Linked DNA regions of Homo sapiens: region 2 is linked to region 1. The links are chromatin contacts, found by Hi-C in ENCODE. All regions are on one chromosome and are shown on one strand. Each heading gives the region's core, a stretch centred on a gene start or an enhancer-like site at or near the end of the contact. The rest is flanking DNA. Distances are from core to core; before and after follow the strand shown. Region 1 overlaps RAPGEF1 (Rap guanine nucleotide exchange factor 1). Region 2 overlaps SETX (senataxin).

Evidence for each region. A loop is a pair of places that touch in the nucleus more often than their neighbours do. Pooled maps may share reads with other maps.
Region 2: a loop to region 1 is called in a map of sciatic nerve, with 4 times the contacts of the local background. The contact joins two enhancer-like sites. A Hi-C loop is called at or near these places in 2 of 168 maps with a recorded cell type or tissue (dorsolateral prefrontal cortex and sciatic nerve) and 3 of 50 pooled maps.

What each region holds. Positions count from the first base shown.
Region 1 is chr9:131,588,641-131,592,312 of GRCh38, forward strand. It overlaps RAPGEF1 (Rap guanine nucleotide exchange factor 1), which reads right to left. Exons shown (of 27, transcript NM_001377935.1): 18 at 3,459-3,543; 19 at 1,246-1,338; 20 at 161-346. Among named protein-coding and RNA genes, the nearest start is that of PRRT1B, 45 kb to the left of the region's middle. RefSeq lists an enhancer at 710-1,209. Within about 2 kb of position 1,936, at least 6 of the 41 ENCODE cell types and tissues checked have a DNase peak (open chromatin) inside an H3K27ac peak, as active enhancers do.
Region 2 is chr9:132,267,988-132,271,980 of GRCh38, forward strand. SETX (senataxin) reads right to left here. Exons shown (of 26, transcript NM_015046.7): 24 at 3,723-3,821; 25 at 1,628-1,715. Among named protein-coding and RNA genes, the nearest start is that of SETX, 85 kb to the right of the region's middle. RefSeq lists enhancers at 696-1,682, 1,365-2,564, 1,683-2,668 and a silencer at 1,769-1,943. Within about 2 kb of position 1,809, at least 8 of the 41 ENCODE cell types and tissues checked have a DNase peak (open chromatin) inside an H3K27ac peak, as active enhancers do.

The DNA.
Region 1 (3,672 bases), core at 686-3,185:
GGCCCAGCCCCCAGGGATCCACGGGGCTGTTCCTGAGGCACCTCATCAAAGGGCCTGTGCAGAACCAGGATGGGGCTGTGGGGCTGGCAGGGAGGGAGGGTAAACTGAGAAAGGCACGGCTCCTGGGGAAGAGGCAGGGCTGGAGAGGTGGGCTTCTCACCTGGCTGCTACCCCCCGGGCTGCCAGGGGCTGGCTGGAGGTGGCACACCTGAGTAGCTTCTTCTGGTCCACCTTGTCCAGGATGTTCTTCCGGAGCACACGGGCCAGGCTCAGCTCCCCATTGCACACCAGGCGGAAGACCAGTTCCATCAGCAGCTTCAGGATCTCTTCTGTCAACTCCACCAGGCTGAAGGACAAAAGAGCACAAGGTGAGGAGCAGGAACGCAAGGCCCAGGCAGAGTCTGTCTTTGCCTTGAGACACACAAAGGGCACGGGGCTGTGACCGGCACAGAGCTGGCTGGGAAATTTCTCATGGGAAGAGAGCAGGAGACGAGAGCCTGGGATGGCTGCCTGTGTCCTTGGAGGTGTTGGGATGGTCACAAGCACCTGCCACACACTCAACAGCCATCTGTTGGCGCTGGACAAGCGCCAGTGACTGTGCTGGGGCCTGGGCTGCAGGGACAAGTCCTACACGAATCCCGCCCTGGGGAGCTGCTGCTCCCATTGGGCAATGAGACACCAAGACTTCCCGGCCTCTCAGACTAGATGCTCCCCAACTTGCCCTGCTGAGCACTGTCCACACGTGGCCATTTCCCAGCCGCACAGCCACTTACCATGGTCATCTCCCCCAGCAGGAGGAAGGCAGTCCGCCTGATGGAGATTTGTTAGCGGAACGGATATGGCCAAGTGCCATGCTGTCAGATGGCCAGCCATGGAAACACTGAGGAGCGAGGGAGAGGTGGCCTCTCCCATTCCAGCCTCCACACAGCCTCCACCATGGCTGGCGGCTGAGAGCACGGCCTGCTGGAGACTGGACCTAAGATACCATGGGAGCAGGTGCGTTGGGCGGGTTCTCTCCTGAGGGTCCAGGAGGGACCTCATGAGGAAATCCAGGGCCTGGGTGCAGGGTGGAGAGACACCTCACCCATCTCACCCTGGTCTATCGGGCACAGGCCATTCTCTCAAAGGACCAAGATAGAGCAGGCAAGAGCCAGCTCTGCCCAGAGCCGATGGGCAGGAGAAGCAGGTGGAATGGAGCCTTTGCCTCCCCACTGGCCCCCAGGACCCCAAGGGTGAAGCACTCACCAGAGCTCATCCACCACCCGTACCAGCACGAAGAACGTGTTCTTGCTGACGCGCTTCTTGAATGTGTCGGCAAAGGGAGAGAATTTCTCATATGTGGAGCACGGGTTAAAGAAATAGCCATGTGGTCGGCTGAGGGTGGTGGAGTGGAGGACTGACTCCTGGTGACCACTCACTGAGCGCTCACAATGTGCCCATCTTCCTGCATGTAAAGCACTGGCATCCAGAAACGAGGGCACGGGACTAGCGCAGTGGAACAACTGCAAAGCCAGGATTTGAGCACAGGCGTCTGTCCCCAGGGATGCCCCCGGCTGCTGCCCTCTCCTCCCTGCCACGCCATCTCCGCTGCACTGTCCAGACCCGCCTTTCCATCGGGTTCACCCCGAGGTGCCCATGAGATTACAGACACGTAGAGAGTGCCTTGCTGAACTTTAGGTAGAGAACGGTGGGCCCAAACCAAACACCCTCCAAACCCCAGGTCCCTAGGCAGGTGTGTAGGCCAGAAGTATCTCCCTCCAGTCTTTCTGTGAGTTTCCATCCTGAGGCTGCCTCCCTGGGCTCTGCAAGGGAACTCTCACCTCCGTGACACCGGGCCGGGTCTCTCTTCCCAGAGCTGCAGCACGCTCCACATTGGCTCCCTGTCTCCAGGGCAGCACTTCAAGCACCCGATCAGCTCTAGCTCATGCCCTGAGGTCGGGCTCTGCTTTGTGGTCAGGGTTTCCTGCCCGGCTGTTGTGCTCGCCATCGACTCCCCAGATCTCTCTGACACCCTCCTGCCTGCTCTCTAGTGATCCACGACCTTCCAAGTCATGGGGCTCAGGACAGAGCAACGTACCAGGGACTGTGTCTTGGCCCACAGCACAGGGGTCGCCAGCCAACCAGGCCCAGACCTTGATGCTGCAATATTTCCATGATGGCTGAGCCAGGCAGAGGCTGAGAGCCTGGGCGCAGGCAGCAGGGGGCAAGCAGCGTGTGGCTGCTCTCCCACCAAGCAGCCACATGGGTCAGGTCCTTCATGTCTCTGGGCCTCGGTTTCCTCAATTACACAATAGGGAGTTATAGAGCAGTGGCCCCATGTATAATATGGTAATTTTATACACACCCACACACACATATTAAAAAATGGTCATAGAGCTAGGGCTAGGTGAAAGCACAGGTGTAAAGCACATCTCGCCTGACCAGCAAGTCCTTGACACGTGTGAGTGACAGCCATTCACTGAGTCAGGCCTGTGAGCAGGTGCTCTGAGTAACAGAACTTGCCGGGGACCCGAGGCTCCGCCAATGGAGGATGTCCACGTCTGTCTTGATAGATCAGGGATTCTAAAGGTCAACACGAGGGGAGAATAGGAGGCCAGGAGGTCTGCAGGAGGCCCTGAGTGGAGCAGTGAAGGCTCAGGGCACACAGGAAGGAGCGGGGGCGCGGGTGGACTCAGGACTTCCTACCCCAGGTGGTGGTGGCTGCCCAGCAGATGGCAGCCGTGGGCTATGTGCAAAGAGGTGGCTGAGGAGCAGCTGACCCAGGCTACCCTCCTAGAGCAGCAGCTGCAGGTCAGCCTCTTAGGATGGGCAGGTTTGGACTTGAAGAGGCAATGGGTCACACAAGTGGGTCCTTCCAAACCCCTGGGGTCCTCCTCAGCCACTACTGCAGAGGGTGACATTTACTGAGGGTGGGCCCATGGGGTAGATCTGGGGACAGGAGCCCATTCCAGTTGTGGATGTGGCAGTCGCAGGGTCCGCTCCAGGGAAGGTGACTGTGCTGACCCCTGAGCTGTCTATTTGGGTCTTGGTATCCTTCGTGCCCAACGCCCTGGGGCTCAGCTCTGAGAAGCTGCCGGAGCCGACCATGAGGGTCTCTCAGAGGCGTCTGCAGGACCGGCACACTTACCCCTCCCAGTCTGGGGCATGTCTAATTCGTTTTTAGAATCATCCAATGACCACAACTGCCACCAGACACACATTCCCAGACTATGTTCCAGCCTCTTCACATCATTTCACTCGGCCCTTTTAGAGATGAGGAACTTGCCTGAGCTCAAAGCTGGAATGCGGGAGGGTAGAGGTGGGAACCTCGGTCCATGGGGCTCCTGTGTCCCTACTTCAATCACACTGCCACCCAATATGCTGCTCGGCTTCCCCCACGAGGACTGAAGGGCAAGAGGGTCCCTCTCTCTCCAAAATGCCCATGGTGCAGGGGCCCTGGGTCAGGAAGGAAAGGATATCTGTACTGCAGCTTCTTGATGAGCTCCTCTGGGGAGATGAAGGTCCTGTAGGTGGTCAGGAATGCCTCGCAGTACAACACCAAATCTAGAGGGAAAAAACAATGCAAACTGCTTGTCTGGGTGCAGAGTGCTGGGGGGTGGTAGCCAGGGTGGATTTGAGTCCTTGCTCTGAGAGAGGCAGGGGAGATGGCACGGGGAGTGGGATGGGCGAGGG
Region 2 (3,993 bases), core at 559-3,058, 680 kb after region 1:
AACATTTCATTTACTTGTCAGGTTTAAACATGATCAAAATCTGTGATATTAAATATATTTGTCTTGTTTTGCTCAACTGTACAAATAAGTGTTAACAGGCTATTCAATTGATAAGAGATCACGTTTTAACACTCAGATGCTTATGGTCACAGGAAAAGCAATTTTTAAAAATCCAAACCTACATTTTGAGATAACTATAGATTTACAGGAAGTTGCAAGGAAAGTACTGAGAGGTTGCATGCACCCTTCACATGGGTTCCCCAAATAGTGATAAAAATCAACTTTTTAGGCCGAGGTGGGATGACTTTAGCCCAGGAGTTTGAGACCAGCCTGGACAACATGGTAAGACCCTTTCTCTACTAAAAGTACAAAAATTAGGTACATGCGCCTATAGTCTCAGCTACTCAGGAGGCTGAGGTGGGAGAACGGCTTAAATCCAGGAGGCGGAGGCTGCAGTGAGCTGTGATTGTGCCACTGCACTCCCGCCAGGGGAAAACAACTTTTTAAACTTTCAAGTTATACAGAAATTTTTGTGAGAGAGGTGTAGATCAGTGAGATTAACTTAAAGGCTTTTAATTCTAAAAAGAGATTACCCCAGTGAATCTTAGCCTAAACAAGCAGGAATGGAAGTACAATTTCAAAGAGAGGAAAAAATAAAATAATATTGCTTTCTATTCCACTGGATATATTTAAGAGTGATGTAATAATTTTAATTGCTGTATTTTAAAATGTCAATATTGATAATACATCAGAAGCATAATCTTCAGTAATATTTAAACTTACAAAGATTTTTTCTATCAACTTAAAAATAGGAGGTACATAAAAATAAACGGTACACAGCTTTTAAAACTTCCTTCAGAGCAGGCACACAGACGACAAAGGCTGGAGGTGATAGAGGAGTGAAACAAGAAAGAAGGTGTATCTGAGCGCCACCTGGTGGCAGGAACCAAAACCAGGGGAAACAGCCACCAAGTTGGCTCTTCTTAGATGAAATCAATGACTTCATAAAAAAGAGAAATGAGGAAAACTACAAAGTTATTACCCCTAATAAGACAAACAGCAAATACGTGCTACATCTAGCTGTGATATCAGTGAATTAAGCTGTACCATTTGTCTACTGAAGTTGGAAACTCGTACACCTCTTCCAGAGGGGCGCCTGTCCTGGCAGAAGAATGCCGGAGGCGCTAAGTGCTGGAGAAACAGAGTGAGCAGCACAGCTCCCAGTGCCAGCAGAAAAGCAGAGCAGAGCACGCGCCTGCAAACTCTCTCTGGCATTAAGCTGGGCCAATAACAGCCACATTTACTGAGTGTTTACTAAGTGCCAAGCAATTGCTTTGGCACTTTACATCTGTGGGTTTAATATACCTTCTTAACAATAATCCTATGATGTGGATAATTTGTTTTAAAATGGTCACCTTGAGAGCCCAGTGTAGATACTTGGGTTCTGGGCTGAAAAAAGGCGAATGGTTCACGTGTACACAAAAGCTCCTAGGAAGAAGTTGCTGGAAAACATAACAACCATTATTTTGTAATCCAGAAATCATTTACACTTTGATGGAAAATAAGAACAAAAACTCAATCCAACAACAGTAACAATGGGTAAACTTCTGAGCTCTCTGGTACCTACCATCAGGGTCCTCAAATGTCCGAGGATGAAGAGGCTGTACTTGGCTCGTGTGATGGTGACATTCAATCTCTGCAAACTTGCCAGGAATCTAGGCAATAAAAAAAGAGTTCCTTCTTTGTCTAGAATGACTTAACATGCCCATGTGAGACAAAGGTGGACTCTAGAATGACTCAACGTGCCCGTGTCTGACAGAGGTGGAATCTTGAATGACTCAGTGAGCCCGAGACACAGGTGGACTCTAGAATGACTCAGCGTGCCCGTGTGAGACACAGGTGGATTCTAGAATGACTCAGCATCCTCATGTGAGACACAGGTGGACTCTAGAATGACTCAGCGTGCCCGTGTGAGACACAGGTGGACTCTAGAATGACTCAGCATCCTCATGTGAGACACAGGTGGACTCTAGAATGACTCAGCGTGCCCGTGTGAGACACAGGTGGACTCTAGAATGACTCAGCATCCTCATGTGAGACACAGGTGGACTCTAGAATGACTCAGCGTGCCCGTGTGAGACACAGGTGGACTCTAGAATGACTCAGCATCCTCATGTGAGACACAGGTGGACTCTAGAATGACTCAGCGTGCCCATGTGAGACACAGGTGGACTCTACAATGACTCAGTATGCCCATGTGAGACACAGGTGGACTCTAGAATGACTCAGCGTGCCCATGTGAGACACAGGTAGACTCTAGAATGACTCAGCGTGCCCGTGTGAGACACAGGTGGACTCTAGACTCAGCATGCCCATGTGAGACACAGATGGACTCTAGAATGACTCAGCATGCCAGTGAGACACAGGTGAACTCTAGAATGACTCAGCATGCCCATGTGAGACACAGGTGGACTGCAGGCAGCTTTTCCGGGACTCCTTCACTCCTCTAGAAGTCACAGTGCTTTCTTACTCTCCGTCCCAATACAGGGTACCGGGCACAGAAGAATTCCTATTAAAAACAGGAAACAAACCAAAACCTCGGGGCTTCCTTCAAAGTGATGCATCTATCAATTTCCTATTTTTACCTGGATAAGATAATTGGAAATTTTAACAGTGCAATCTTGAAGCCTTGAAAAATCCTAAAAATGTGGTACCAGCCTAATCACTTTATTCTTACATTTAAATATATCTAGACTGTTAAGATATTGTAGAACTAGTGTAGAAATACATGAACACCAGATAAATATTTCAGTAGATCAGAAAAAGAGCTCAGAAATAGAATTGATGTATGATAAAAGTGAAATTTCAAATTAGCTGGGAAAGAAAGGTCTATTTATAAACTGACCCTGAGATACAACTGGGCTCTGTATATGCAGCCCATCCCAGGGAGGGGCAAAGATTACTTTAATTACTATTTTATTTGAAAACGAACTAATTTATAACCTGTAAATTCTGTCTGCTTCTCATGACAAGAAACAAATAATCATGTAAGAGTCTTGGGCTTGGGATATTTTCTGTCACTCATACAGGTGTCCTTAGCATCTTAAATAAACTGACAGTAGTTAAGGTGAACAAATTTAGCCAAAGCAGGAAAACACAGAAAACAATGACACTTTGACACATACCATGGGGAGTAATATGCCTCTGCAAAGTATAATCTAATTATTTATTTGAATCTTATTAAATAAAAGAACAGATTCACACTATGAAATGGGTTAATATAAAAGACACCAAGGCCGGGCGCAGTGACTCACGCCTGTAATCCCAGCATTTTGGGAGGCCAAAGTGGGTGGAGCACTTGAGCTCAGGAGTTTGAGACCAGCCTGGGCAACCTGGCAAAACACTGTCTCTACAGAAAAATACAAAAATTAGCTGGGCGTGGTAGCACATGCCTGTAGTCCCAGCTACTCGGGAGGCTGATGCAGAAGAATCGCTTGAACCCAGGAGGTGGAGGATGCAGTGGGCCAAGATTGCACCAAGATCTAACAGTGGGTCTATTTCACAACTTAAAAGAGAAACTTTCATAGTATTACACAGGTTTTCACAAAAGAAAATTAAAAAAGCAAATGGTGTTCTCTAACAGTGATAATGAACCTAATCCTGAACTATAAACAAGCAACAATGTATACAAGTATAAAAGAGCAACAATGACAGTAACTCACCCAATTGAACCTTGGATGCTATTTGCTCTGACACACGTAACAATAACACAATCCTTCTGCCGACCCTGGAATGCATCCACAGTGTCTACTTCTGCTGGTCTATTTACAAAAGAGAAACATATTTACTGGAAAAAGGAAGATAATTATTAAGTATACATATTTATAAACTAGTTTTTTGGTTTTTTTTTTTTGAGACGGAGTCTCACTCTGTCGCCCAGGCTGGAGTGCAGTGGCGCGATCTCAGTTCACTGCAAGCTCTGCCTCCCGGGTT